Regions from separate parts of the Homo sapiens genome. Here region 2 is linked to region 1. Evidence: read pairs that join two places in POLR2A ChIA-PET (ENCODE). Cell type or tissue: Panc1. All regions are shown on one strand. Links, peaks and the distances in the headings refer to the core of each region. The heading gives the core; the rest is flanking DNA.

Evidence for each region. ChIA-PET counts read pairs that join two places held together with the same protein. Peaks named below come from ENCODE experiments on the same cell type or tissue, not always from the same donor. Only the 100,000 strongest peaks of a DNase experiment are listed, where the experiment ranks them.
Region 2: POLR2A ChIA-PET joins it to region 1 with 6 read pairs; 6 of 35 experiments call an interaction of 5 or more read pairs at or near these places.

Annotation. Positions count from the first base shown.
Region 1 is chr11:102,455,345-102,470,855 of GRCh38, forward strand. TMEM123-DT (TMEM123 divergent transcript) reads left to right here. Exons shown (of 2, transcript NR_135053.1): 2 at 6,104-6,694. It overlaps LOC124902740 (a long non-coding RNA gene), which reads left to right and starts at 11,347. Exons shown (of 2, transcript XR_007062865.1): 1 at 11,347-11,421. It overlaps LOC102723838 (a long non-coding RNA gene), which reads left to right and starts at 11,911. Exons shown (of 3, transcript NR_135076.1): 1 at 11,911-12,024. In Panc1, for the core only: no CTCF peak of the experiment used is centred there; no DNase peak of the experiment used is centred there; H3K27ac peaks cover 1,286 bases.
Region 2 is chr11:102,542,858-102,558,368 of GRCh38, forward strand. No RefSeq gene overlaps it. Among named protein-coding and RNA genes, the nearest start is that of MMP7, 20 kb to the left of the region's middle. RefSeq lists silencers at 4,182-4,291, 4,442-4,491 and an enhancer at 8,479-8,528. In Panc1, for the core only: no CTCF peak of the experiment used is centred there; no DNase peak of the experiment used is centred there; H3K27ac peaks cover 3,737 bases.

The sequences.
Region 1 (15,511 bases), core at 2,929-7,928:
ATCCCTCTCTGTAACCTCACTAGAGCACTCAAAGTTTTCCAAATATGCTGGGGCCTTCCACGCCCCTGTGTTCTTGCTCCTGTTCTTCCCTTTGCCCAAGATGCCCTCTAACCTTTTCTCTTAGGCAGTTTCTACTCCTCTCTCAAGATTCCCTTCATATCCCATCTCCCCACCCATCTGGGCAGATTTTAGTGCTTGGATCCCTCTGCTCATACATTGATCAACTGGGTCTCTAACCTTGTTCTCTATAAAATATTCTCCACATAGCAGCCAGTGTGATTCTTTTAAAACATGTCAGATTATGCCATTCCCTTGCCACTTAACAAAGTCTGAAACCATGGCCTGCAAGGCCTACGTGACATGGTCCATGGCTGCCCTTACCACCTCATTTTCTACCCTCTCCTTCACTTCTCAGCTCCAGCCTCCTTGCAGCACTTTAGAAATGTCAAGTCAGTTTCCATCCCGGAGCCTCTGTACTTGCTGCTTCCTCACATCCTTCAACACTGCTCATCTGAGAAAAGCCCTTCTTGAATACCCTAGTTTACAGCTCTGTTTCTTTTTGTGGCATCCAGTGCTATCCATCATTATGTTCATTTATGTGTTTATTTTTTGTCTGTCCTACAAAAATACAAGTTCCATGAGAATAAAAAAGTGAATGCATATTTTGGCCAAGTGCCTATCGCATATTGCTACTGGATTCATGTCATACGAATCACTTCCTTTTTTTTTTTTTTTTTGAGACAGAGTCTTGCTCTGTCGCCCGGGATGGAGTGCAGGGGCACAATGTCACCTCACTGCAACCTCCGCCTCCCAAGTTCACGCGATTCTCGTGCCTCAGCCTCCTGAGTAGCTGGGACTACAGGCATGTGCCACCATGCCTTGCTAACTTTTGTATTTTTAGTAGAGATGGGGTTTCCCATGTTGGCCAGGCTGTTTTTGAACTCCTGAAGTAAAGTGATCCACCTGCCTTGGCCTTTCAAAGTGTTGGGATTACAGGTGTGAGCGACCGCACCCAGCCTACTTTCTTTTATTTAGAACTCAGTTTCCCAGCCTCCATTACAACTGGGTTCAAGAATATAACCTAGGCTTTGCCAGTCAGGCTCATCCATATCAAACTTAAATTCAGGTATAAGCAACCAGAGGAAAGTGGCTCATTATGGAGCTCCTTGCCTTGCTGGTATGAATTGCCCTAATAGCCAGGCGGCTGCCTTAGTTGGCAGCACTAGCAGTGACGTTAGTTTCTCAGTGGTTGCAACATGGAGTTTCTGATGTAATAGTGGTATTGACAGAGAGCTGCAATGGTGATAGTTTTCTTGCTGGGCTAGTTCTGCAGTGGTTTTGTGCATTATTCCCAGAGGAATGGCCCCAGTCCTGAATCTCTACACCTTCCAACACACCTGAGAACTACCCAATATCTTCAATATAATCCTTTTCTGCTATATCAGCAAGAGTCAGCAGCTTTTCTTTCGTACAGCTAAGGATCCTGACTTTGTATGATTGTGGGTCTTTTTCCCCACAGTGGGCTACAGTCTCCATTAGATGATTCGCCAACTATTTATTGAGTGCTTACTATATGATGGACAATGTCCTAGCCAGAGCTTACAGTATAGTGGCAGGGCAGGTACATACACGATTATACTAGAGTGTAATCAATGCTATGAAGTGGTCGTGGGAAAGCACACATTGGAGGCACAGTCTATGTGTTCATCTTTGTATTTGAGGCTCTAATGCACTTCCATCATATAGAAGCATTCAGTTTATATTTGTGGAATGAATTTTGGGTGGAGACAAATAGAGCAGCAAAATGCTGGTGTCCTTCTCCATCAATAATATTCTCTTTGCATCCAACCTGTATTTCCTGTATGTCTGAGTCTTTAACTTATGGTCACTTGAGGGCGGACCAGGAGTTGGAACTATCATTCATTCACTTAGTCAGTGTGCAAACATTTATTGAACACATGACATGTACCAGACATTATGCTAGGTGCTGGGAAACAATAGAGAATAACACAAGTCTATCTGCCTCACAAAATGATAGACACTAGTGAGTCCTTTACAAGTTAGTTGGTTTCTACCCATAGAGACGGAAAGTATTATAGAATGGTGGCTACCAAAGGCTGGGGAGAGAAGAATGGGGAGCTTTGTTTAATGGGTACAGAGTTTTCATTTAATTTTGCAAGACAAAAAGAGTTATGAAGATGGATGGGGGCCGATGGTTACACACAGTTTGAATGTACATAATACTACTGAGCTGTACATGTAAAAATGGCTAAGATGATACATTTTATGTATATATAACCACAATTGAAAAAAAGTACACCCCCACCCCCAAAAATAGAACAATAAATTTACACATGTTGTTAAGGGAAAAAATGTGAGTTGGTTTCTAAAAATGAATGGTAAAAGCTGCTTTTGTTATGATTGTAAAAAGATAGAGAGATTTCATGTTTTCTCAGTGAGATTTACTTATATCCCACAGTAAATTTTGATTCATTTTTAAAAAGAAGCAGGTGATAGAGGATGGCTCATCTGGCTTAATGTGCACAGATAATTATCTTCTAGCTATGTATGAATTAGTCTGTTAATAATCAATATTTGCATAAGGAAAGAACCAGAATCTGCCTGGCTTTGAGACTGAAGTAGTTGCAAATAAGGCAAGGCACTGGAGAGATTTAACAAAAGAGAGTAAATTGGCCTGTGTCCATTTCTCTGTTTCTGCCAATTTCCTGTCAACTTCCATTTTAGCAGATTGACAACATGTTATAAACTGTGATTAAGTCTTCACAATGAAAGCTCATTTGCTGGGTATCTTCCCCATTCCTGCACCTCTGCTTCCTTTCCCTTGTATTCTAGAGCCCCAATTTTTCTTGCACTTTCTTCTTCCCTCACCTTTAGGTTTTTTCCTTCTTGTCTCCTCCTTTACAGTAGAAACTGCAGACAGAGTGTGAATCTATATAATTAATCAAAAAAAATTTATTGAGTATTTTGTGTTCAACACTTACAGGATTCTTAGATTCAGATGAGCAAAAGTGAAAATAAAACAAGTAAAGGCAAAGATAAAGCAAACAGGCCAGGCATGGTGGCTGACGCCTATAATCCTAGCACTTTGGGATTCTGAGTCAAGAGGATTACTTGAGAGGATTACAAGAGCCCAGGAGTTTAAGAGCAGCCTGGGCAACATAGCAAGATCTCATCTCTACAAAAAATAAAAAATTAGCCGGGCATGGTGGTGTGTGCCTGTGGTCCCAACTACTCAGGAGGCTGAGGTGGGAGGATCACTTGAGCCTGGGAGGTCAAGCCTGCAGTGAGCAGTATTGCGCCACTGTACTCCAGCCTGAGTGATGATGATATTCTGTCTCCAAAAGCAAGCAAACAAACAAAACAAAAAAATAAGCAGAGAACAATGAACTCTGATGCAATTGGATTTTCCTCTTGAAACGAGATCAGAAAGAGAGAGTTCTGTGTGGACTGAAGTTTGTAAGGGTGACTTCTCAGAAAGGGAGTGGGGGAGCTTTGTCTGAATCTGAAGGATTTGGCCAGATGAGAGGTGGTGATGTGAGTTTTCAGTGTCAGTTCTAGGCAGGATTATGTTGTGCTCTGAGGACAGTAGGAAGAGGAGAGATGTGAGTTCAGAGGTTTTGTAGGGAGCATGTAGGGAAGCCTCATGGGCCTTTCCAGTGTTAATTAAATCCCGTTATTTATCAGCTCCTACTTTGACTTTTTTTGTGTCTTCTCTGTAGGAGGCTATAGGAACTCAGCCTATTTTATTTCTCTGTTTAAAGCCACTGCTCTCCACCCCGATCCTTTGGTGTTCTTATTTCTTCAAGTCTACATATGGAGTGAGTTGCAAGTCTCCAGGCCATTCCTCTTTGCTGCCTCTGAACCTAACCACTTTCCATAGGGAAAGTTTCATTGCTAATAATGACAGAGAAATTGACAAAAGATAAAACTGCTGTTGTGGAGAAGGTTAAAAAAAAGATGAAAGTTGTTAGTCTTAACCCCTGCTCAATATTTTCTGTTGCTCATCTAAAAAATTGGAGAAGTAGGGCTTACCAGTCCATTCATTCAACAAAAATTGAGCAGTTGAACACACAAATACACACACATATACACACACAAGAAACAACTAGAAATAAGTGCTGAGAAAACACACTGATGTGATGAACAACTGGGTGGTGACTTCAGAATAAGCAGTCAGGGAAGTCCTCTGTAGTAGGTAACAGTTAAACTGAGTCCTTAGAAGGAGCCATGTGAAAACAAGGGGGAAGTACATTTCAACCAGCATAGTGTGTTGGGGGAATAAAAAGAAAGCCAATGTGCCTGAAGCTCAGTGAATAAGAACAGAGAGGTACAAGGGAAGATCTGGGCCTTTTCAGATGAGGAATTTAGATTTTATTTTAAATATGATGTATGGAAAGAACAAGAACAACAAAACAAAATGTGATGAGAAGCCATTTGAGAGTTGGCAAGTCATCTTGTGCTTTATATATTTTTAAAAACATCACACCAGCTTCTGTGGAGGAACAAGAGTAGAAACAGACCAGTTATGAGGCTATTGTTGGGGGCTTGAACTAGGGTAGAAGTGGTGACAATGGAAGAAGTGAATGGATTTAGGATGTGGATTGAGAGTAGAGTCAATTGGATATGATGGCTGAGGGAAAGAGAAATTAAGCCTCTTAGGTTTGTGGCTTGAGCAACTGGGTGAGTGGTAGCTTCACATCCCATATCCTGGAATACTAACCCACACTTTTTGAATTCTGTCCTACTGTCCTTCTGTCATTTCTGAATCTCTTATAGCAACCTTCATCAGGAACGCATACAGAGTTAGCCAAATTGAATACAATATTTCAGTGATCATCTGTTGGTATCTACATGGGTCAAGAGGGAAGTAAGCGCTATTGGATGATCCCTAAGTTTGCTCTCACCCAGGAATACTGCATTTTGAGTATTACTTGTGTTAGCAGTGGTGAATCCGTATGGGTCTGCGGCAGCCTCAACTCTTGCCTCCTCAGAAGAAAGAATTTGACCGAGGGGCATAAGACAGAGTGAGAGAATGAGGCAAATTTTGGAGCAGGAGTGAAAGTTTATTCAAAAGCTTTAGAGCAGGAATGAGAGAAAATAAAGTACACTTGGAAGACGGCCAAGTGGGCAACTTGAGAGATCAAGTGTACTGTTTGACCATTGATTTGGAGTTTTATATGTTGGCATTCTTTTGGGGTCTGCATTACTTCTCCCTTTTTTCTTCCCTTGTGGGGGTTGTCTGCCTGTGCGGTGGCCTACTGGCTTTTGAGGGGGGCCGCATGTGCACTGTGTTTACTGGAGTTGTATGCACGCTCACTTGTGGCATTTTTCCCTTACCAGTCTAGTGGTCATATACCAGGTATACTTTGCCTTTTGCCTCCTTTTTTTTTTTTTTTTTTTTTTAATGCGGAGTCTCGCTCTGTCACCCAGGCTGGAGTGCAGTGGCGCAATCTTTGCTCACTGCAACCTCCGCCTCCCAGGTTCAAGCAATTCTCCTGCCTCAGCCTCCTGAGTAGCTGGGACTGCAGGCCCGCCACCATGCCCAGCTAATTTTTATATTTTTAGTAGAGACTGGTTTTCACCATGTTGACCAGGATGGTCTTGATCTCTTGACCTCATGATCTGCCCACCTCGGCCTCCCAAAGTGCTGGGATTACAGGTGTGAGCCACCACGCCTGGCCTGAAACCTCTTATTTCTATGAGAGACAAAAGGATGTACTGTGTGATGTCTCATTACACCCATCGTTGTACCGATGAGAAACCTCAGCAAAATCCCAGAGGTAAGTGTTGACAGTTTCAAAGGTCAGAAGGCCCATGACCTTGCATGTAAAATCAAAAGGTCAGAACTATTATGTTGTCAGGGTGACACCCTAAAGAGGGGAGGATGGGTAGGCAGTGTTCTCCCTCCTCAAAGAAAATTTTGTCATTTTACCCTTATAATTGCCACATATTTTTTCCAGATACCTTTCATGTAGCCCACCCCCAATAAGTAAATATATTAGAATTTCACTGTGTAATGAGAATAAAAGAAAGGACTTTAGATGATAAGCTTTTGTGATCTTCTCCTCTCTCCTCCCTTCAGCCCTGACTCCAGTGTCTCCAGCTGAGAGGCTGAGCTTGCCAGCTCCATTTCTGACTGCTCATGGAGCAGAATCAGTGACCAAGGAGAAAAGGGCTGAGTGAAGAAACAAGTGTGAGTGCCAAGATGATGCCAAGGGCTGTGATTTCCTGGTGGGAAGAAAGAAGGAATAGAAGCCAAAGGAAGGGGGATGAAAAGCAAAACCAAGAATCACAAGGAATCAAGTTCGGAGAGAATTTTGGCAGAGATTTTGAGAGGGGGGCTTTAAGTCAGCCATGGACATACTGAAGCAAGAGGAATGAAGGGAAAAAAGAAAAGGGGGGAAAAAAAGAAGAAGAATGGGGCCAAGGAGGATTTAAGACTACCATTATAGGTTACAAGTTGAATTCTTTTTAATATTCTTCAAGCAATGACAGTAAAGATTCAAATAACTTTTAAATTACCTTTGATTTCTAAACCAAGTTTCTTGGAATGTGAAAGTCGCCAAGACTGGGCCCTGCAGGGCCTGGGTTGGGCTACTACTGCCTATGGAGATTCTGAGGGTATTAACCTTAATAATGGCATGAAATCAATAAAAATCATCCAAAAGCTTTTTTCTGAGCATCTATTGTATGTGCAGCATTGTATAAGGCATGGAAGAAAAAGCAAAATAGTATAATGTGTGGCCATGTCCCTGCAGGTGTTATATTTAAGTAAATGACCCATTTCCACGTGGGCAAGTAAGTAATAGCACTCCACCAAAACTGTCACCAGACTGTGAGGGCTGTAAGTTGGTAGGAAGAAGTACTAACTAAATGTAGAACTTAATATCTATTTTTCCTTATTTGATTTTTAAACTTCACCCCAAAACGTAATAATTGCCGTAAGCTTTAAGATTTTATAATTCCAATAATATATACCAAACAAAAATACCATTCCTAGAAAAAAAAAGTCTGGAAAAAAGGTAAAGATTAATAGTCATATTTCTGGTTGACCATTCTCTGAGTGATCTTTTTTTTTTCCTTTCTACTTTTCTGAGTTTTTCAGCTTTTCTGAAATAATATGTATGACATTTCAAGGAATTTTTTAAGCTGTTATTTTAGAATTATAGTTCTAATAATGATAAAAGACATTTTCTGACTATCCTACAATAAGATACGAGGCTAAAAACAAATATGATCTAATCTACTTTTAGAGCCTAGGCCTGAGGAAGAAAAGGGTAAAAGAAAACCATATTCCATGATGGAGAAAAAAGTCTAGAACTTACTCAAATTCTTTCTTCTAAACATATCAAGTGATCTATTTGTAGCGACCAGGTCTTTGCGTAAACATTCCAGCCATTTGCCTAATCATCTGGTTTAAATTTTAATGGATTTAACCTTGGAAAGAGGGCTGTGTCTACACTGAGAGTCAAGATACCTGGTTTCTGATGTCAGCTGTGCATTGCAGCTGACTTCCTGTGTCTATGATTGAGCTGTCTCACTGGCGTTGCCCATGGGTTCTTCGTCTTAAAAATGAGCATTTTACATACATTGATGATGGGAATGTAAAATGTACAGTCACTATGAAAACAGTTTGGTTGTTCCTCAAAAAGTTAAATATAGAATTACCCAGTATACATTACCCAGTAATACCCAGTATACCCAGTATACCCTGCCCAGTAATTCTCGTAGGTATAGAATCAAAAGCAGAGATTCAAACACATACTTGTACACAAATGTTTTAAGCGTGACCCACAATCTCCAAAAGGTAAAAACAACTCAATTGTCCATCAGAAGATGAACGGATAAAGAAAATGTGGGCCGGTCGCAGTGGCTCACGTCTGTAATCCCAGCACTTTGGGAGGCTGAGGCGGGTGGATCATGAGGTCAGGAGATCGAGACCATCCTGTCTAACACAGTGAAACGCCATCTCAACTAAAAATACAAAAAATTAGTTGGGTGTGATGGTGGGTGCCTATAGTCCCAGCTACTTGGGAGGCTGAGGCAGGAGAATGGCGTGAACCCGGGAGGTGGAACTTGCAGTGAGCTGAGATCGCGCCACTGCACTCCAGCCTGGGCAACAGAGCAAGACTCCGTCTCAAAAAAAAAAAAAAAGAAAGAAAATGTGATATTGTGGTATTCACATATAATGGGATATTAATGAGCCATGAAAAAATGATGTTCTGATACATGCTACAACATGGATGAACCTCGAAAACATTATGCTAACTGAAATAAGCCAGACACAAAAGGAAATATATTGAATCATTCCATTTATGTTAGGTGCCTAGAATAAGCAAAGTCAGAAACAAAGTAGATTAGAAGTTGTCTGGGACTGGGGGAGGCAATAATTGAAGTTATTGTTTAATGGGTACAGAGCTTCTGTTTGGAGTGACAGAAAATTTTTGGAAATAGCTAGTGGTGGTGGTTGCACAACATTGCATCTGTAATTAATGCCACTAAATTGTGTACTTAAAATTGGTTAATATGGCAAATTTTATGTTATATATCTTACTACAACAAATGAGAGATTTAATAAGATATTTCTGAAATATCTTTGAACTCTAATATATATATATAATTATTGGTAGACATGGGGTTTCGCCATGTTGCCCAGGCTGATCTTGAACTCCTGAGCTCAGGCAATCCACCTGCCTTTGAATTCTAATAGTCTATAATACCACAGGCAAAGGGCTACTGTAAGAAGAGGGAATTGATCTGAGTCTTGAAGGATGTGTTAAAATAGGGGTCCGCAGTCCCTGGGTCGCAGACCATTACCTGTTCGTGGCCTGTCAGGAACCGGGCGGCGCAGCAGGAGGTGGCAGTGGGCGAGCCATTACCGCCTGAACTCTGCCTCCTGTCAGATCAGCTGCAGCATTACCTTCTCATAGGAGCACGAACCCTATTGTGAACTGCACACATGAGGGATCTAGGTTGTGCACTCCTTATGAGCATCTAATGCCTGATTTGAGGTGGAACAGTTTCATCCTGAAACCATCCCCCACCTCTCCATGGAAAAATTGTCTTCCACAAAACTGGTCCCTGGTGCCAAAAAGGTTGGGGACTTTTGTGTTAGAATTTGTCCACTAGAATGCTTCAAAGATGGGAAAACCCAAAATAGCAAACAGGAGGCTGCAGGCCACATCCAGCCGGGAGTTAAGTTTTGTGTGGCTTTCACAGTGTTTATCAACACAGCATTTAGGATTTTAAAAACTTGGTTGCTAAAATTTAAAACCCGAGAGTATCGATATAAAAATTCTGATTCCTGGTTTCTCTGGAAACATTGAACAATCTGGTAATACCAGACCGATCCTTTCAACAGGAGTTATGAAATGGCTGCTCCCTTTATGCAGTATTTGAACTCTCTGTACTCTCCGTATTGTTTTATTCCCAGCTGGCTTCTTAATTTCTAATACTTGCATTTGAATGTCTGATCCCTAACATAAAACAAGAATCAGGTAAATTATTTCTGAGGGCCCTGTCCCTGGGTTGTCAATTTATAAAGTATTAAATTTTGTTTTCTTTTTGTTTCTTTCTTGCCTCATCTGCAATATAGAAACAACTCTTCTAGGCTACCACATAGGGCTTCAGATTTCTGTAACTGACACAAATATGTGTAAATAATTTTGCAAGCATAGAGTTATAAAGAATACTTAGACTACTCATGCAGGCAGTTCCTGAAGTTGGGTCACTGTTGTCTAGAATAGTTAAAACATTTTATAACTACTTTTATGACTACAAATTTTATTGGTTTTATTTTTCGTTTCAAAGAAAGTCAAAAGTATTACTTTAGTTTTGAACAAAAAAATGCACAGAAGTATCTAAAATAAAAAGAAAAAATCCTTCCTGTTTTACTTCCCTAGGGGTAACCACAGTTAGCACTTGAGTGTTTTTCTTTCCAGACCTTTGTTTCTGTTTGTGTCTTTGTTTTAGTTTTAGGTTTTGCACCTACAATTACGTAGATATTTGAATATGTATTTATATGAACATAGAAACATAGAACATATGGGTTTTTCCCGAAAATACATGCTTTTCAACTTGCTTTTAAAAAATTTGACAGTATGTCATAATCATTTTTCCATATGTATACACAAATGTATATGTTTCATTGTGATGGCTACGAAGTATTCAGAGCATGGATGTAATTCATTTTAGCATTTCACTTTTGACAGATATTTCAGTTATTTCTGATTTTTACTAACATAAATGTGATGATACTTTTTGGCAATGTGATGGGCAAATGACGGTGTCTCATTTTGTTTAATTTGAACTTCCCTTCTTAATCACTGAGATGGAACATCTTTGCCTATGTTTATTAGCCATTTTTATTTCCTTTCCGGGAATTATCTGCTTATATCCTGAGTTGCTTACCAAGTTGTGGACATGAAAATAATGTAACTAGAAAATACATGTATGTAGTTATATACTAAGGGATGTTTCAAAACCTCATTCCTGTCTTGGAGTGTATGTTCTTGTTCCTTTCTAACATGTCAGCTTCCTCTTATTATGGCTTGTAGATCACCAGATTAGCAACATTTGTTCTTTGTTCAGAACAACTAGCTAGGGGCAACATGTAATTTACAAAGAAATGCAGAGGTTACAATCTAATGATGCAAAGAGAAGTAATAGATATAAAACATACATGGAGCAAATCTAACAAAAGATAATGAAAATTGCTTTCTTTTGAGCAGTGCTTTGCAGTGTTGAAGAAGATGTGTATATAAATAGCTAAAAGATTAAGCAAAAAGGTAAGTGCTATAGCATTGTAATAGGGATTCCAGGGAAACAGATATAAGTTGAGAGTGTGGGGACTGTTATTGTGGAACCAGAAAGAACTCCAAGAAGGATGGTAGAGAGAGAAAAGTTGGGGTGGAAAGCCTTCTTCGAAGTGGAAGATAAACAATGTGAAGAGAAAGGACAAAAGAAGGACCAGCTCCCATTAGATTGAGCACAGCATTTAGAATGCCTGGGAAGTGACACAGGAGTGAAGACTCCCCTATTAACCTTCTTTCTTCTGAGCACCATACTCCTGTTAAGTCAATCTTAAGGCTGTGCCATTTTTATCAGCCATATCTCACTAGTGGTTTATCTGGGGTTTGAGATGAACTGAAATCTTCTAATGTTTCCACACAGACATTGTCTGTGACCACAGGAGGAATACGCTACATGTGAACCATTCTATCCCTGATTTTTAGTCACCATGACATCCATTAACTCATTGAGTCCTTTATTATCTAATGTGACAGCATTCCAAAGATAGGTATTGTCCTCCTAGTATGCATTAGGGCTGTGGTAGGTGGTAGCGAGACAAAAGTGAACATGGCAGGTTTCCTTCCTTGTGTAACCTCAAGTTTATCGCAGGTGGGTTAAGTGGAGTACTTAGATACTTAGCTAGAACATGTGAGTACCCGAGTCTTAGAGGTAGTGTGTCCGGATTTGAATCTGTTTCAAGGCCTGATCTTCACTCTTGTTAATAAGGGTTAGCCTGCAAAGGTTCTCTACCACTTGTATGAGTCTGGTGGGATAGAACACTCATACATACCAAGTTAGGCAAACAGATTTAATACTCACAGATAAGCAGCAAGGATAAACCAAAGCCTAGGATCCCTGACAAGCTGGTCCTCCAGAGCTCAGGAAAGCCGTCCAGAGTGGGGTGGAGTCTTATCTGCACAGACCCCATGTCACAATACAGCTAAGGACACCGAAAGCACACCACCCTGGGCTTTTATATCCTGGGTGCAAAGGGGCTTGCTGAGCTCAAGTGTTGCAGAATATAGCCCGGTGGTTCCGGGCCTTTTTCCTTATGTCAGGATGTCATATTCTCAGTGCATTCTGTAAGAAATCTGGGTGGGTCAAGGTCATCCAGAGACCTGTCCTCCTGCATAGCCTTGTTGGGAAGGACCAACAGGTGGCTTGCTGGTGCCTGAGACACAAGAGACTGGTGAGATGAGCTGAAAATGGGAGGTGATAATTCACACTCTCATTCAGGGAAGCCTTGGCTTTTATTTATATTATATTTTATTGTACCTGTTTACAGAAGATCAGTATGCCTTAGCAGATGGAGGAAGTTTTACTCACACTTAAAACATTTTTTTTTTCTTGTAGAACCAGTTAGTTCACATGGCCCTCTGGCATACTAGAAAGCTGGAGTGGCTCTAATAATGGTGGCATTATAATAGAATCTAACTGGACATTTGTTACTTCGTTCAGGGTTCATATTGTTCAGATTATTTTGTTTTGTATTATCTTGTTTTATTGCTTGCTGTAAATTGTAAATGTTACAATAACAAACTGACCCAGGGTGAGAACAATTTTCAGCTTGCTGGATTTCTATATAAATAATACAATCTGTGTATCTCCCACATCGGTTTGCTCAGATAGTTTATAAAACACCAATAAAATGTCTGACTTCAGGATTAAGGAAGCTGTGTAGTACGGTGGATAAACACTTGATAAGAGTTGGAAGGTAAGGCTTCTGATCTTATTTCTGCCACTTCTAATTGTGGAGCACAAACCACAAATTTATTTCCTCTTGGGTAAAATAGGGAGAGTTCAATTGACAAGGGTGTCCTTAGTGTCCTATACAGCTGCCAAAAACAACAGCCACCCTGGAACCAAACCCATGACTTCAAGAGACACAAGTGTGTGCTGACCCCAGAGATGCATGGCTGCATATCTTCCTGGTTATACATTTGCTGTGCCACCTGACAGCATGACCTTCAATCTGTCCTCTCCTCTATCTACAAGCCTAGGTCCCTTAGTTTCTTGGAACTTCCATTTCTTCAACTGTAATATAAGGAAAATAATAGTACTGTTACCGGAATGGGGTCCTGATCAAGACTCCAGAGATGGTTCTTGGATCTCACACAAGAAAGAATTCAAGGCAAATTCATACGGCAAAGTGAAAGTAAGTTTATTAAGAAAGTAAAGGAATAGCAAGCAGGCTCTGTGGTGCGATGGATAAGTGCATTGGACTTCTAGCCTAAATCGAAAGAGATTCAAAGAAAGTAAAGGAATAGAGAATGGCTACTCCATAGACAGAGCAGCCCCGAGGGCCTCTGGTTGCCCATTTTTATGGTTATTTCTTGATTATATGTTAAACAAGGGGTGGATTATTCATGCCTCCTGTTTTTAGACCATGTAGGGTAACTTCCTGACATGCCCACGGCATTTGTAAAGTGCCATGGTGCTGGTGGGAGTGTAGCAGTGAGAATGACCAGAGGTCACTCTCATCACCATCTTGGTTTTGGTGGGATTTAGCAGGCTTCTTTACTGCATGCAACCTGTTTTATTAGCAAGGTCTTTATGACCTGAATCTTGTGCTGACCTCCTGTATCATCCTGTGACTAAGAATGCCTTAACTTACTGGGAATGTAGGCTAGCAGGTCTTAGCGTTATCTTATCAAGCCCCTATTTAAGATACAATTGCTCAGGTTCAAGCACCTCTGACAGTACCTCTGTCATAGGAGTGCCTCGCGGTCAGAACAAATTTATAGACAAAAATGTAATGTGATGTACAGAAATTGGAAGTGAGGTACAGAAACAGCTGGATTGGTTACAGTTCAGCATTTGCCTTATTTGAACACAGTTTGAACACTCAGCAGTAAACGACTGGTTGAGCCATGGCTGCTGGGATTGGCCAAGACTCAGCGATTGTTACAGGAACATAACTCCTAAGTTAGGTTTTCAATCTTGCCTACCTATTAAGTTAGGTAGCAGTTCATCCACAAGGACTCAAATATAGAGGTATGGAGTCCTTCTCAGGCCACGTTTAGTTTGCTTTAACACACTAAATAAAGAAGACATTTTTGAAATGAAAACAGTGAAATTCCAGATGAACAGTAAATAGAACTACCAGTCAGTGAGTCATTTTTCTTGGCTGACCCCACAGTGAAAATGCATAAAAACACTGGAGAAAGTATAATATAAAATGACATTTAATGAAGAAGACTTCAGTAAATCGATGAGGAAGTTAGGATTTTTCAGAGGCTAAAAAGTAAGTGAAAGCAGAAACACAAAAAGGTCAAAGAGGTTGGCTTTTACCATGGAGACATTTACCAAAGCAAACTCTGGTTTTCTTCCTTGAGAAGCACAAATGACCTGGAGCCAAGGCTTGTTACAGTAGGTAACTAGGCAGACATGAACAGGGCCGGAGAGGCCCCCCTTCATCAGGAATGTCTGGCAACCATCAGGTTGATGGTCAGGCGGTTGTTAAACTGCCTCTGCAAAATAACAATTTGTTGCAGCCAGCGCCAGGGAAAGGCAGTCTCCCAATAGGTAGAAACACCTGAAACTGGTGATCAGCATCTTCCCGATGGAGTTGGGCGGGCAGGTTCACGCATGTTCACTAAGCAGCAAAATGGCAGAGTTTAACTGGTGTAAGACCTTCTAGGAACACTCGACTGGTAAGGGAAGAATGCCTCAAGTGAGCATGCGTACAACTCCAGTAAACACAGTGCACAAGCGGCCCCTCTCAAGTGCTGGCAGGTCACTGCGCATGCGGAATGCCAACGTATAAGACCCCAAGTTGAGGGTCAAACCACGCACTTGATCTCTCAAGTCACCTGCTTGGCCTCTTCCAAGTATACTTTACTTCCTTTTGTTCCTGCTCTAAAACTTTTAAATACACTTTCACATCTGCTTTAAAACTTGCCTTGATCTGTCCTTATGCCTTATGCCCCTCAGTCAAATTCTTTGTTCTGGGGAGGCAAGAATTGAGGTTGCTGCAGACCCAAACAGATTCAGATTCACTGCTGCTAACAGACTCACCTGAATTGAGGGTGGAATAGCAGACCCCTGTCAAACCTAGAAGACATAAAAGGTGAAAGTGCTGATGTCTTCTTGGATTTCTTCTTCTCCCTTTTCTTTTGGAAGCGAATTGTTCAGTAAGTCCTCTTCATTCTGTAATCCAGTCATTGCTCCTGATCTTCAACCCTTCAGGCATTGACACCCTCCACCAGCGAAAATCTCACTTACATGTGGAATCTTAAAAAAAAAAAAAGTCAAATATACAGAGAGAAAAAAAACTGTGGTTGTGGTTACCAGGGGAAGGGCAGGGGTTGGGAGGAGGGAGGAAATGGAGACAGGTAGGTTAGAGTTTACAAAGTAGCAGATGTGTAGGATGAGCAAATCTAGATATCTAATGAACAACATGAAGTCTATAGTTAATAAAATTGTACTTTATTTAGGAATTCTGCTAAATGAGTAGATTTTAGCTCCTCGTGAACATACACACACACAAATGGGTAACTGCATGAGATGATGGATATGTTAATTTGCCTCACTATAGAAACCATATTACTATCTATATGTATCCCACAACATTATGTTGTATGCCTTAAATACACATACACGATAAAATTTATTTAACACAATTTAAAAAAATAAAGTCATGGGTATTGGAGTATATTTAGATTTGCACAATTTATAGCATGTGGTAGGTACTCAAAAT
Region 2 (15,511 bases), core at 3,671-8,670, 88 kb after region 1:
AGGATCTGATAACCATTTACCTCTCCAGCCTCATTTTCTGTCACTTCTTCTCACTTAATGCTTTAATTATACCAAGCTACATCTGGCTTCCTGAACTCGCCACACTGTGCCTTTCCTACTCTCCTTCCTGAGTTCCCTACCCACTGCACCCTAACCAGAAAAATTAACTGTCTGGAGAATCTCATTTGTCTTTTACAACATGTTAGATGTTGCTCCCTCTTGAATCACTCTCATGTCCCAAGGAAACATTATTCATGTTTCAATATTTGCATGTCTCTCACTATAGCACAATTTACACCTTAGCACATCTGTCTAGACTCTGAAATCCTTGAGGCAGGAGCTGTCTCATATCATTTCTTCTGCCCCATGCGTGATACATACAGTATTTGCTTCCCGGGTTGATGTAGACAATGCCTGAGAGAAGGTCACTTTCCTTTTTTTTTTTTTTTTTTTTTTTTGAGACAGGGTCTTTCTCTGTTACCCAGGCTGGAGTACGGTGGTGTGATCACAACTCACTGCAGTCTCAAACTCCCAGGCCCAAGCAATCCTTTTACTTCAACCTCCTGAGTAGCTGGTACTATAGGTGCATGCCACCACTCCCAGCTAATTTTTGTATTTTTAGTTGAGACGGGGTTTTGCCATATTGCCCAGGCTGATATGCAACTCCTGAGCTCAAGCGATCTTCCCACCTTGGCCTCCCAAAGTGCTGGGATTACAGGCATGAGCCACTGCATCCAGCCAGTCTTGCTCTTTTTCTGCAATGTGAGTTATAAGGACTATACAAACTTGGAACACATAGTGGCCATCTTGTTAGCACCTGGAGAAAATCTGTATGCAAATAAAACCAAGCAGAGGTCATTAGATTCCCAGTAGCAGAGTTTGAATCCCTTTTTTCAATCAGACCTAATGGAAGTTACACTACGTGGATTTCCCAATTATGCAAGTCAATAAAATTTCCCACAGTTTTAGTTTGTTATTGATAGTTTGGGCTGGTTTTCTGACACTTTCAACCAAATAAGTTCTGTGTGATACAGGAGGTTATGATTGTATCTATTTCATCCCAAAAGTTATGTAGTTAACACATGTAGAGCTTGGGTATGAATTCAAGCCTGCTTCTCTGTTAAGCTCATTTTCCTTTCAATATTCCATGTTACTCCTCATTCAGTAATTCAGACATTTTTCATTCATTCTACAAACATATAGTTAGTATATGTCTCATGCCAGGTGCTAGGACTATAGAGACACATGACAGAATGACAGATTTTTTTTTTTTTTTTTTTTTTTGAGATGCAGTTTCACTCTTGTTGCCTGGGCTGGAGTGCAGTGGCACAATCTTGGCTCACTGCAGCCTCCACCTCCTGGGTCCAAGGGATTCTCCTGCCTCAGCCTCCTGAGTAGCTGAGATTACAGGCGCATACCACCATGCCCAGCTAATTTTTGTATTATTAGTAGAGATGGGGTTTCACCATGTTGGCCACGCTGGTCTTGATCTCCTGACGTCAGGTGACCCACCTGCCTCAGCCTACCAAAGTGCTGGGTTTACAGGCATGAGCCATCGCACCCTGCCGAGATTTCTAACACTAGGTTTTTGTGTCATTGTGATAATCATGGCTATTAATAATGAATATATAATATAATGGTTTCGCCAACCAAATTGCTACCTGTTCTGATTCTCCCTGTATCCTGAGCCCATTATAGTTATGAAAGGCTCCCCCACTCTTGGTGTGGTAACTGTGAGGGGGCATGCCCTCAGAGTCAAAGGACAGAGGATTCTCCAAACCCACTGCTACTGCCCTACTTACAGCTCTTAGTATCCCTCATTTGGGTATTTGCATGAGTTTTCTCTCTTTCTCTTTCTTTGTCTTTCTTTCTCTTTCTCTCTTTCTCTTTCCCTTCCTTCCCCCCTTCTTTCCTTCCTTCCTTCCTTCCTTCCTTCCTTCCTTCCTTCCTTCCTTCTTTAAAAGACAGCATCTTACTCTGTCACCAGGATGGAGTGCAGTGCTGTGATCATGGCTTACTGCAGCCTCAAACTCCTGGGCTCAAGGGATCCTTCCGAGTAGCTGAGAGTACAGGCACATGCCACCAAATCAGCTATTTTTCTTTTTTTTATTTTGTAGAAACAGTCTTGCTATGTTGCCCAGACTTGTCTTGAACTCTTGGCTTCAAATGACCCTCCCACCTTGACCTCCCAAAGCATTGGGATTAAAGGCATGGGCCATTGTGCCCAGCTGCATGCACTTTTTATTCTTTCATTTACTTACCAAATATCTGTAAAGCTTATGCTATGTGGTCTGGCCCTGTGGTAGGAATGGGGAACTCATGAAGAATAAGACCTGGATTTTACAGACATACAAAACTGGAAGGCAATGTGGGCTGCACAATGGTAAAGGTATTTGCTGAGGTAAAGAAATATACAGAGGATTTAAACATTTAGCAGGGGCTCTCTGACGGATGCACTGAGGGCAATGAAGGCAGACCCATGCCTGTAATCCTTGTCAGTCCTAATAAGCATGATTTGCTGTCCCCTACAAGGTAGAAGGGCTCTGACTTAATTAACTTGTAACCAAGTGACTGGTTGGTGCCATTGAAGGATGGTACCATATTGAGGGTTTAGATTCAATCCTTAATGCTGCCAAGTCAGACCTCCAGCAGCCGCAGCAGCAGAGGCTAGGTCAACTGTAGCAGGGCTCATGAGTTGCCTCCATGCCTATTACCATGGCCATGCAGTTTGTGGACCCAGTGTTGTTCCTTGGGTAGCTGAGGACACAGGCCGGCTGACCCCCAGTGGATGCCTCATCCTATCCACACAGGTGTTCAGTGCTTCCTCCTCAGGAGATGTTCTGTTTTGGGCATTGATCTGAGACACAAAGATCCACACATTTTATGCTTAAAATTCCATAAATTCATTCAGGCGCTACTTTCCCAAACATCTCTGTCTCTGATTTTATAATCTTGGTATCTTGTTTCATCCAGAATGTGACAAACCAGCTCAGCAACTTGTGATTACCCAGTAATCTATGTGCACTCTTAACTATGATCACTTCACTTCCCCCGCCATGCCGGGTTGGTGACTGCTTATCATCATCATCATCAACACCAAATGTACTCAGCGCTCTGCTTACTGGAAGCAGTACTCTTCCCCATCACCTTTCACAGTCCCCCTGTGTGAGGTGAAAGTGCAGCAGTAGCCTATTTTCAGTCAGCCAGGCATGAACTTTTTCTTCCTACTTAGTGAATGAGGGGCAGCATAATATCCCACCCCAAAACATGCCACTTTGGCATAAGGATCATATTAAGCTGAAGGCAATTGAGAAGAAGCAGATACAAGAAAAGCTCTCTGCCTTTTCCCTATTTGCCTAAAAGTGTGACATAAATTTGTAAACTAGCTATTATCTTCCATTAGTTAGTTCCCTTGTGCATTTCCCTTCACATAATTTGCAGCTATAGAAACTCAAAGCCCTTTTCTTTTGTTTTGTCATTTCTCTAAAAATTTGTTGTTCTTCTGTTAAGATGCTATTTAAATCCAAGTTCTTACTACTGCTTTGAGGTACTCATCACTGAATGCTCCTTTGTGTAAACACATGTTAATCAACGTTTGTCTTTTTACTGTGAATTTGTCTTTGTTGGTCTAATTTTTAGGGCCTCAGCCAGAGAACCTAGGAGGGTAGAGGGAATAATATTTTTTCTACCCTACATTAGTCATAGGGAACTCCCACAGGGCTGAAAGTATGGGCTGGGGAAGAGCTATTGGTGCAAAAGACATAGGTGACGTGAGAGGTTTGGCTACTTGGTCATGTGAAGAGTCTCCTACGTTTCCTTAAACTCAATAGCTGTTTTTTTTTTTTTTTTTTTTTTTTTGATAATTTGCATTTGATTATTTTTGGTCTTTTTCCTCTCAATGCAAATCATGATTAAATTATATAGCATGCCACTACATTTTTTTTTGTGGCATTTAATAATCGATTCAATACTTTTGCCATCAGGATTTTCTTTTGCCTACTTTTTTGTTTTGAGGAAGTTGTATTCATTTGTGGTGAAGGAAAGAATTCTCTAATGTTTTATATATTCCTTGGAAGGAAGTCTGACATCATGTTACATACTAGTTATTTCAGTCTGAGAATTTCCTAAGGTGTTTGTACCATTAGAAGTGTTCTGCTTGGTAAATACAAAACTCCACCAGTTCTTCTTTTTCAGGGCCTGCTTCATTGACTGAACTTCCCCAACCTGCATGTGTAGCCTCATCACAGATTGCCTAAAATGATGTCACATTGCCATACATTATTAGCAGAGTTATTTTGTATAAGGGACATTCTTTTTCCTTAGGGACCTGTGTTTGGAGTATGCTTATGAGCCAGACAGAGAATTGGGGAAGCAGAATTGAAGTTCCTGGTTGGTTATAAATAATGTGTGTGGGTAGCATGATGCTGGAGGTGTTGGTACAGCACCCACAACGCACTTGACCACATTTATGAGTCCCTTGAGGCGGTGACCGATCATGACCCTGGTTTGTGTTCACAGAACTGGTTTGTGGCCTGACATGCAGGAGGCAATGTAGGGTGGTAGAAACAACATGGACTTTGAAATAAGGAACCTCTGGATTGAAATCTCAAAATTTAGATGTGGGTAGGGTATTAACTTCCCTGGGCCTAATTTCTTACCTCAAACATGTTAATATAGAAGGTCTAAAACTTTCTTGTTTCTGGCCTCCCGGGTCTTAGTGATTTTTTTCATAGTGCCCTTAGGCCAGAAAAATGACCAACAATCCTGTTTATTAACGGTCCTGTTTATTTAATTAGGTCTAAATCAACTTATTAAGTATGTCCCAACAACTTGGTAGCTATTTAAAAAAAATACCCATAAACTGAAAGAAAAAATAAATTTTAATTTTATTCTTAAATAGTCACAATTCCTTATGGATGGAATTTGTGTGCCTTTTGGATACCATACAATTTCTTGATTTTTGGAATAAGGTCAATTGATTTTCATTCAGTGTTTCCTTTTTTTTTTTTTTTGAGACGGAATCTCGCACTGTCACCTGGGTTGGAGTGCAGTGGCGCGATCTTGGCTCACTGCAACTTCTGCCTTCCGAGTTCAAGTGATTTTCCTGCCTCAATCTCCTCAGTAGCTGGGATTACAGGTATCTGCCACCATGCCCAGCTAATTTTTAGTAGAGAAGGGGTTTCACTATGTTGGCCAGGCTGGTCTCGAACTTCTGACCTCGTGATCTGCCCACCTTGGCCTCCCAAAGTGCTGGGATTACAGGCGTGAGCCACCGCACCCGGCCTCACAGTGTTTGCTTTTTATTACAGCAACAGCAGAAAACCCAGCTTTGCAAAATTCAGTGATATCTAATGGAATATAGCGTCATCTACTATTGAAATTGTGAACTACTTCGAGCAGTTTGTGAAGTGTCCAGCAAACATCGAGTGTCACTGTATTTCCCTTGAAAATTTGAAGTATTCTGTGGGTTCACATTTGCAGCTCAGGTTTCTCAACATGCAGTTTGAGAACTGTGCATAGAATTGAGAAGACGTATGTGCAGGGATGTTGTGAGAATGAATGTTATAGTGATTAGGCAGTACCTGATGCATCATAGGTGCCCAATAAAGCAGCTAAGGACATGTGCTTGTTGAAAGAAGGAGAAGGGGAGGGGAGGAGAAATGGAAGGAGAAGCGGAAGGGAGGAGAAATGGAGGGAGCAAGGGATAGAGGACTCAGAAAAATATGGCTCATAACTTGATCCAGCAAAGATTCCTCTGAAAAATAAAATCTCAATATGCCGAGACCAAGTCTTCTATGTATACCTCTTGCTGTTGCACTGACATGGGCTATGAGGTGGTACTGTCTCTTTGACACACACACACACACACACACACACACACACACACACACATGCATGCACGCATGCAATAGGCAGGTAGTGCACTGGAAAGAACCTGGGAATTCTACCTCAGAAGATCTGAGGTGGTTGAGTAATCTGGGGGAAATTATATGGCCTCCCTGAGCCTCAAGGGAGAACAGAACAAGTTGGGGACACCTTCAATTTGTACAGTAGTTCATGGCAAACCAAGTGCTAATTGGCAACCAAGTGTCCAAGTGTCAGCCTCCGGGTCAGGGTGGTGATAAGGGAGAAGTGGTGACTGCATTCAGCTGGAGAGCCACAGCCATGCTGAGTGGGGCAATTGCTACTCAGCTCTAATTGATTGTGATGGAATTGTCTGATTTTTCAAGAGATGTCAGAAAATGTTAACGTTGCATGAGAACCCTGATTTGTAAGTATCAACTAATTAAAACAAATACATTTTTAAAAGAACACTACTGTGTGGTCAAACACCATGCCTATATATATATATATGTATATATATGTGTGTGTGTATATATATATATATACATACACACACACATACATTTAGGTTAACTTTCACCCAGGGACCACTCCTTTTCAACCCTGGAACCAGTCCAATCCCTTTACTGCTGGTTGGCAGAGGCAGCAGCAAACCTAGCATATACGGCCCATGGATTGGACCATCTTTTGACAGCCCATTCTCTATACAACAAAGTTATTTCGTATAATAATCAGGAAGTTATTGGCTTGGTGGGATGGCCCAACATCTAATTGCAGCACTTTGGGAGGCTGAGGTGGGAGGATTGCTTGAGCTCAGAACTTCGATAGCAGCCTGGGCAACGTAGGGAGACACCGTCTCTATTAAAAATACAAAAATTAGACAGAGCAAGACCCTGTCTCAATATATATATATAAACTGAAAAAGAATGGAGGAAGCAAAATTTTCAGTTAGTGAACATTTTATAGATAAGCATGCTAGGAAAACAAATAGAAAATAAAATACATATTCAAGTACAAAAGGGAAAATTATATTAATGTTGAAAAAAGGAAAAAATGTATGCCCCCTAGCAATCATCATAGTAATAAATAATGTTACAGTTTTTATTTTTGAGCCTGAACTTCATCATAATTGATCTTTATGTATTTATGTTAAACAATGTGTCAATCTATTTAGACTCATGGTTAATTGAAGAACACACTTTTTATTAATTTTAATTTTGAAAAGTTTCTTCACATGGAATAAGCAATATATAAATAATTAAGAAAAGTCTTAAACATAAGATTAAATTTGTCAAAGTCATAATAAATCCCATGTGCCTCAATTCCAGAAATCACAACGCTATCATGCAATTTTCATATTCTCTCTACAATGGAAAAATTTTAAATACAAATAAAAGCTCTATGTGTCACAGACAATGGCAAAATTGGTGAAATTCAAGATCTGTTTTCCCATCTTTATAATCCCATGCTTCTATTGTTAATTTTGAATCAACTGTTTAAATGCAGGCATGTGTAGTGCACAGGAATTGGCAGAATAAATTGTGCCAGAGTGAGCAGAAGCCATTATGGACACACATTCAAAGGATGTGTGTGCAGCTCAGTCCTCATTTGTCCGAGGCTAACTGAATAGCTAGAAGTCCTCCAAACTAACTTCCATGTGGGACACAATATCTATTAAGTGATAAATATGTGCTAGTTTGAAGTATACATATATATTAGCAAAATTCCACAGTCACTTCAGCATTTGTTTAGAACATAGACCTATACAAGATTAGTTGGGAAGGAAGATTTGGTCAATGATATTGTTTAGAATTTCTGGCATATGGTGATTATAAAATACAGACTGAGTTTTAGTTAGTCTGAAAAGATGCAGCAAGTCATCCAAGAACACAGAGCTCATCAGCAGGAGAACTGCACTAGAACCCAGATTTCTTATTACCTGGCACCAAGTAACAAGATGGATAGCACCACTACATGGGGCAGGTCCTTAGGGATTTAGAAGCAACATAAAAATACAAATTATTCTAATATTATACCAATTATTAAATGATTGCTTTTGATGAACTAGACATTGTGCTAAGATCTTTATCTAGATTATCTCAATTCTCGTAACAGTAATTCTATAATTATTATTCCCATTTTGCAGTTGGGAAAACTGAGGCTTAGAGAAGTAAATAATTTGTTCCAAATCACATAGCTCTTACTGGCCTGATTACAGACCCCATAGCCAGTGATGCATTAATAAGGTGTGTGTCATTGGAAAGGTAAAGGAGGACAAATAACAGAATCACATAACTAACTGCCTAACGTTGTGAGCTCCTGCTGTAGCCACTGCCACCTTACCCCAGTCTCCACCCATCTAGCAATTTGCCTTTTTACTTTTGGATTCTGGGAACATACGCTGGGTCTGAGTTTTAGACTCTATTTGAGAAGCTGTGGGATCACAGACATGTTATTTAACTTTCACTGCCTGATGAATGATGCAAGAAAGTGGGACAGATGTCATCAAGGGCCCTTCTGGGAGTGAAGCATGAATCCCTTATAATAGCACGTTGACCATAGCAGCTCCAATGGAGTCCAGAGAACGTGTAGGCAGCTCTCTCAAGCTGCAAAATCCTGCTTGTGTCTGGAGTTTTCACAGATAGCCAGGGAGACTTTGAAGCTGCTTTGTCTCAGGCATGTGGTGCTTGGTCACAATGCATTGCTTAGCAGTCTACATCCCCTGTACACTGACGCTTTCTTCTCACTTCTCAATTGACATTCTTCTCACTCATGGCTACAACAGTTGGGCTGGAAATCCTGCCCTTCCTTCACAGTATTACCCATGAAAGAGGATAAAACAAGAGCCTTAGCCCCTGTGTTTGCCTCCCGGGAGACGGGGAGACTAGAGTGTTAACAGTTCTCCTTCTACCTACGAACTCCTGGGAGGGGAAAGCCTAGGTACTTTTACCAAGAAGCTAAGAAACTGGAACTGGAAATTTGAAGCTGTTAAAAAAATAATAATTTCAGAGATCCAGGCTACCACTGAAGTTGGAAGACTAGAGTGAACAGTTTTCTCTTGAGAATATAATTTATGGCATTTTGGGATTATGAAAGTCATGATCCAGGAAATAGGAAATGGAGGCAAAGGAAGTAAAATTGATTGATGTAATAAAGCAATAGGCCTTTTCTCTTCTTCATAGTGGTCCCAAGGAGTATTATAGGGTCACTGAATGTGGAGAATTAGGAAAAGGGAGAAGAGACACAAGAGGAGAGAAAAGAGGCCACAGCAACTGTTAGGGACTAGGGCCCATGAAGAGAAACAGGAGCAAACAATATTGAGATGAGAACGGCCAGGCAAGGTTACAAGAGTGAGGTCTGATACTCATTTGTAAATTGTTTCCTCTCCTCTGCTGTGATCTCCCTCTTGAAACTGCTGCCCTCATCAACACTGTGAAGAGGTGAGATGGAGTTGAGGAGGAGCTGTGTCCACATTGAAGAACTCCAGACTCAGGAAGGGTGACAAGCACAGACAATCATGACAATGCTCAGGGGTGGAGCTTGGAGAGGAGATGGTGTACACAATGCAGAGAATGCAGGCATCCCCCTAACAGAGGTATTCTCAGAAGGATTTGGGTGCTGGTGTTGTTTTGGCAGGAAGGGGATAACGAGAGAACCAGTCAGGATGGGGGATTTTGTCATTGTATTTGGATATTAGAGAAATGTGTGGCCTCAAAGGCGGAAATCTGGAGACGCTTGAGCTAAAATGTAACGCTATAAGCTGGCTCAGATAAGTGTCCACCAAAAAGTAAGGCCAGGCCCTGTCTTGGATCTCAAAGAGGGTGATTGAGTTTCCCAGGGTTTTCTTCCCTCAGGGGAGGTCCAAGTGTTTTAAGAGGGGAAAACCGATGATCTGTACACAGAAACACTCCATTTGTGGGTTGTGGAAGGTGGGTAGACAGCCAGAGGTTCAGGGCATCCTTCCAGGAGTTTACCTTAGGTCTGCAAGGCGAGGCTTATCAAAGAGACTGCCGGCATTTTAAGAGGAATTCCCATCAGAGTGGTGACAAGCACCAGCGGAATGAGGAAGAAAGGAAAAAATCACACTCAGAAACAATAAACAGCAAAAGAAGGAGTTCCAAGGAGAGACAACTGAGTAGTGTTCTCCCTTGGGAAAGGTGAAATATCTGGAAAAATCACTCCTTCATTTAAGACCCTGGGGTCTGTGTTATTCTGGGGAGAGCTACGGAAAAAGTAGACAACTCACTGCTAAGGATGACATCGCTGCATGAGGCTGGAAATGCAGAGGGCAGAGTGAGCCAAATGCATAGAGCTCTTGACCTTGCTTGCATATTCTTTACCTCCCAGCCTTCCTGGGCCATCCTTTCCCTCCTTCCAAATTGCCTATCTTTCTTCCTTTGCTAACTCCGTCTGGAAGCCTCTTCTCCTCATCAGCCCTGTGCAGTGCTGATGGTTAACTTATGCACAAGATGAAATGCTGCTCTTCCTTTAGTGCGCTATGATGGTTATTTTTCACATGTGTTTTCTCTGTGGCTATAATTGCATTGAAATCTGTCTCAGGAGAGGCTTAATGGCTAAGAGCATTGGACATGGGTTAAAATCCTGGCTTGCCTCTTTTTAGTAAATGACAGGGGCAGGTTCACTTAATCTGAAAATGGAGAAAACAGTAATACCCACCTCACTGAACTGTTGTGAAGATTAAATGAAACAGCACATGTAAGGCACTTAGTGGCTGGCATATACTAAAAGCTTAATAACAAAGATCATTCAGTAGAACTCAATAAAAACTCTCACACACTGCTGTTGGGAGTGTACATGACAATGACTGCTTTTGAAAACAATTTAGTGGTATATATTAAAGCTGAACGTATGCATAGATTATGGCCAAACAATTCCACTTCCATATACTCTTAGGCCTTTACTTTCCCAAATGCATACGTATTAGTTATCTAATAATAAATCACTCCAAAACGTAATAGCCAAAACAACATTTATTATAGCAGGTTCTGTGGGTCAGGAGTTCAGGTGTGGCTGAGCTGGGTCTTCTGTCTCAGGGTATTTCACAAGGCTGCAGTCAGCCAGGGCTGTGGTCACCTCAAGGCCTGTTTGGGGGAAAATCCACTTCCAAGCTTACCAATGAAGTTGTTGTCAGGATTCAGCTCTTCATGTGTTGTTGGAATGATGACCTCAGGTCCGTACAGAAGTCTGTCCTCAATTCCTCGCCACTGAGACTCTCCATAGGGCAGCTCAAAACAAGGCAGCGGCTTCATCAGAGAAAGCAAGCAAGAAGAGTGAGAGTGAGAATGAGCAAGAGAGAGAGAGATCCCCAGCAAGTCCAAGGTCATGGCCTTTAATAACCTAATCTTAGAGAGCAACGCTCCATCATGTTTGCCATATTCTGTTTGTTATGAATCACTACATCCACTTCACACACAAGGGTGGGGATTACACAGGACAAGAATAGCCAGAGGCAGGAACCATTAAGAACTGTTTTAGAAGCTCTCTACCACATGGAGTTTCACTAATAGATACTCACAAGAATATTCATAGTTGCACCGTTTGCAACAGTTAAAGCAGGGAAACAACCCAATGTCCATTAGCAACAGAATGGACAAACATATTACAAATCATTGTAATATATTCATACAATTAAATTCTAAACAACAGTGAGAATGAACAAATTATACCTACATGCAGCAGTATGAATAAGACTTTCAGACATAATGATGAGCAAAAGGAATCAAACAAAAAAGAATGTATATTATACATGCTTGTTTCATTTCAAGGGTTTTATTCTTATTTAGAAATAAGTATAGCATAGATAACGAGCTTGGGAAAACTACTAATGTTCCCAATCTAACAAAGTAAAATCTTACAAAGCAGTTGGCTTATCTAACATCCTGACTCCCTCCATTTTGTGTTATAGCTGGAAGTTACTGGAAACCTTACCGAACTTCTTTTTCCCCTTGGATCTTATTTCTGAGAGACAGAGACACTCTTCAAAACTTACCCTCTTCCTGGGTAAAGAAGCAGTCCTTTCCATTAAGACTTCCATTTCAGAACTTTGGTGATACTTTATAATCTTTTTCTATCCTATTATAAAATAGCAATAGTAGACTTTACCAACAATATGGATTTAGTAACTCACATTGATCTAGACCACAGTGTACCTTTAAAGAACAGAAAATCTAAGTAAAAAATATTAGATATACTGAAAATTTAGTTGTGAGGCCTTTTGGGGTACAGAAAGCAATACCCCAAAATATGGTGCTTTGGCATGTTGAGTGCTTGGAATTAAAGAAAATTGAAGGAGCTTAGAAATAAGCCTCAGAACCAAGGTCTTTCTCTGACCTTCCCCTTCCTCCCTGTCTCTCTGATCCTTTTTCTTCATGAAGAAAGAAGGGACTCTGTGGAATTTTCTTCTCTGACTAAGAAAGCTTCTTACAAGGAGAATTGCAATTGTCTTAAAATATCCCTCCTAAGAATCACATGAAATAACCAGAAAAGATTAACCACTAGAGAAGAGGAGATACTGGGAGTCATCACCATGCCTAAACAGACTTTCCATCTATTCTTCTGAGGGCAGCTCCAGGAGATTAACTGGGAAGCTTTAACTGGATAATAAGACTACCTTTGTTCACTGTGAAGTTCTGCCCCTTGCCTTCTCACCACCTCCCTCCGAGCTCAAAGGAACTTTGTTATTTACTCCGTGCTGTATGAAGAAGGCTATATAAGCATCCGGACCTCATTGGATTATTGGGCAATCATTTTCCTGTGATTCTCCCATGCTTATGCACATTAAATACATTTTTTATGACTTTTTCTCCTATTAATCTGCCTTTTGTCAGTTTATTTTCAGCAAACCTTCAGAGGGCAAAGGTGAAGCTTTCCTTCTTTACCCTACAGGCCCTTGAGAGATCTTGAAATATATTCTTCATTACATTAAAGCAATTCTGTGCTGTGAGAAAGAATGGCAACTAGTCTCTGTCAATGTATTCAAAAAATTATTAGGAGGCTATTATGTGATAGGAAATATTTTCAGTGGTAGAGATAATTTTTCCTTTTCTACAACAAGCTTAAATTGTACTAAGTCACTTAATATTTATTTGTGTAGTCATTTATTGAACTAACACCATGTAACACGTTTTATGCACATTAGTAATCATTATTTTATTGTATCAGCTTTTGCTATGTAATAAATCACTCCAAACACAGTGGCTTAAAATAAACATTTTATCTAGCTTTTGGGTATCTATGGTTGGCTGGGATGTTTGGGAAGGCTGGGACTTTTGAGGCAGCTAAAATGGCTTAAATGGCTGACTTCTCTCTGTATAACCTCCCATTCTCTGGAAGACTAGCTGATAATTCTTCACATGGTGGTCTCAGGGTTTCTAACAGCAAGACAACTCAAGCTCCAATGTGTACATATTTTTCAATCCTCTGCTTGCATTACATTTGATAATGCCCTATTCAAGCCCAAATTGAAGTTTAGATTTAAGGAATAAAAAAATAAATTCCACTTCAATATAAAAGGAGTGGCAAATTCACATTTAAGTGGGCACATGTACAGGGCTGGTAAGAATTACTGTGGCCATTTCTGCAAACGGTTTACTGTGTTTAGCATCCCCATTTTTCATTCAGGAAAACAAACTCAAGGAGTAATTTGAGCAAGTTTATAAAGTCGGACAGGATTTGAACATAGAGGAGTGACCATCAACTTTATATTCTTCCCATATATCACCCTGCTTCTAGGTGGAGCGAGCTTCACAAACCACTTTTCAGAGATTGCCAACTCTGAGAAAAAGGAAAGATGTGACTTTGCGACAACCATTTTGCCTGCTGTAGGAAGGCAGTCAATACAAATGCACTCTTTTATGTCATTATGTCAGTGCTCTGGGCATAGTCAGTGCTCTGGGAAGTCTCCCAGGCAGCCTATTTTCCAGTACAAGGACTAGCTTAGACCGAGGCAATGAAAAATTCATGACAAGAGAGTTCAGAAAATGTAGTGTACTTGCTGCCTTCAGGTACCACTTGATTGACTTCTCTCATATTGGGCTCTGCAGTAGCCATGTAATAAAGCAAGGGTGGGAAATTCCATGTTGGAAGCCCTCTTCCTGGGGCTCATCCCTGAAGGCTGTATGGTTGCTGCCTAAGATGGTAAGGGTATCAGGCAGGTTTACGTGGTGTCTGTGGCCGTGGCAGTATGTACAGAGGACAGTGACCATAATAGTGTCATGGAGGGGAATCTTCCTAACGAGATTTAGTTTACTAAGTTAACATTGCAGGTATTACTTGAATTGTATTCCCTGCTATATGCAACTATTAAATTAGATTTTTTCTTAGGGATGATCCTCTTTATATTTTATTGATAAAAATTTAGTGACAATACTTCAGCTATTTCACAGAGTTGTATTTGCATTCTGACTAATTAGTTCAAAATGCTACCTCTAGTCTGGGCATGGTGGCTCATGCCTATAACCCTAGCACTTTGGGAGGCCGACACAGGAGGATCGCTTGAGCCCAGGAGAAAGAGACCAGCCTGGGAAACATGTGAGACTCTTGTTTCTACAAAAAAAATTTAAAAATTAGCCAGATGTGGGGGCATGCACCTGTGGTAATAGCTACTCAGGAGACTAAGGTGGGAGCATCACTTGAGCCAAGGAGGCAGAGGTTGCAGTGAGCTATGATCGCACCACTGCACTGCAGCCTGAGCGACAGAATGAGACTTGTCTCAAGCAAAAACAAAAACAAGAACAAAAACCCAACAACCAAAATGCTGCCTCTAGTTTTCTGCCTATTTGTGTAATGCATATGCATATTTCTGATATGTTTATGTTTGCAGAATGAATAGACTAACCAAAGCTAAAGCACAAATGCAAAAATTGGCATTGATGAGAACTGATTCTACTTACGTGACATTCTGGAAAAGAGAAAATATACGAACAGAAAACAGATCAGTAGTTACCACGGACTAGAGAAAGCTGAGGGAATTGACTACAAACGGGCACAAAGGAACTTTTCTGGGTGATGGAAACATTCTACATCTTGATAGTGGTGTTGGTTACCTGACCTCCTAAACTCATAACTGTACACTTAAAATGGGTGAAATTTACCATATGTACCTCAATAAGCCCAACTTAGGAAAACAATAAAAATAATGATGCCCCAACCATCTTATTTAAATAATCTACATTTTAAAAGATGCTAAATTAGGATAAATTTTAAAATTTTTCAATGAATTTTACTGTTTAGAAATTTATCATTAAGGAAAACTATTCCAGACTTAGAAAACGTAGAGATAGTTGTGTCCTTTCAAACTCATATAAAAGCATTGTCTAATAAGCTGACCTGAGGGACATCTGATGCTTTAGAATGATGTTACTGATAACAGCAGGAGGCAGACATATTCCTAGGCAGACAGGGGTGGGTCTGCAGTGAAACCTGACCCTCAAGCCAAAAACAGCCTGAAGCCTGAAAACCTGGCTCCGGGTTCCAGATAGAGTCCACAACCTAAGCGAGAACTATTTCTGTGTGCCCGCTCTTTTCTGATTGGTTATTTCTGAAAACTTCCTTTTAATCAATCAAATGTTGCCTTTTCCAAGGGTACCTACAGCCCACATCTCCCCCATTCTGAGCCTATAAAAACCCCAGACTCAGCCACATGGAG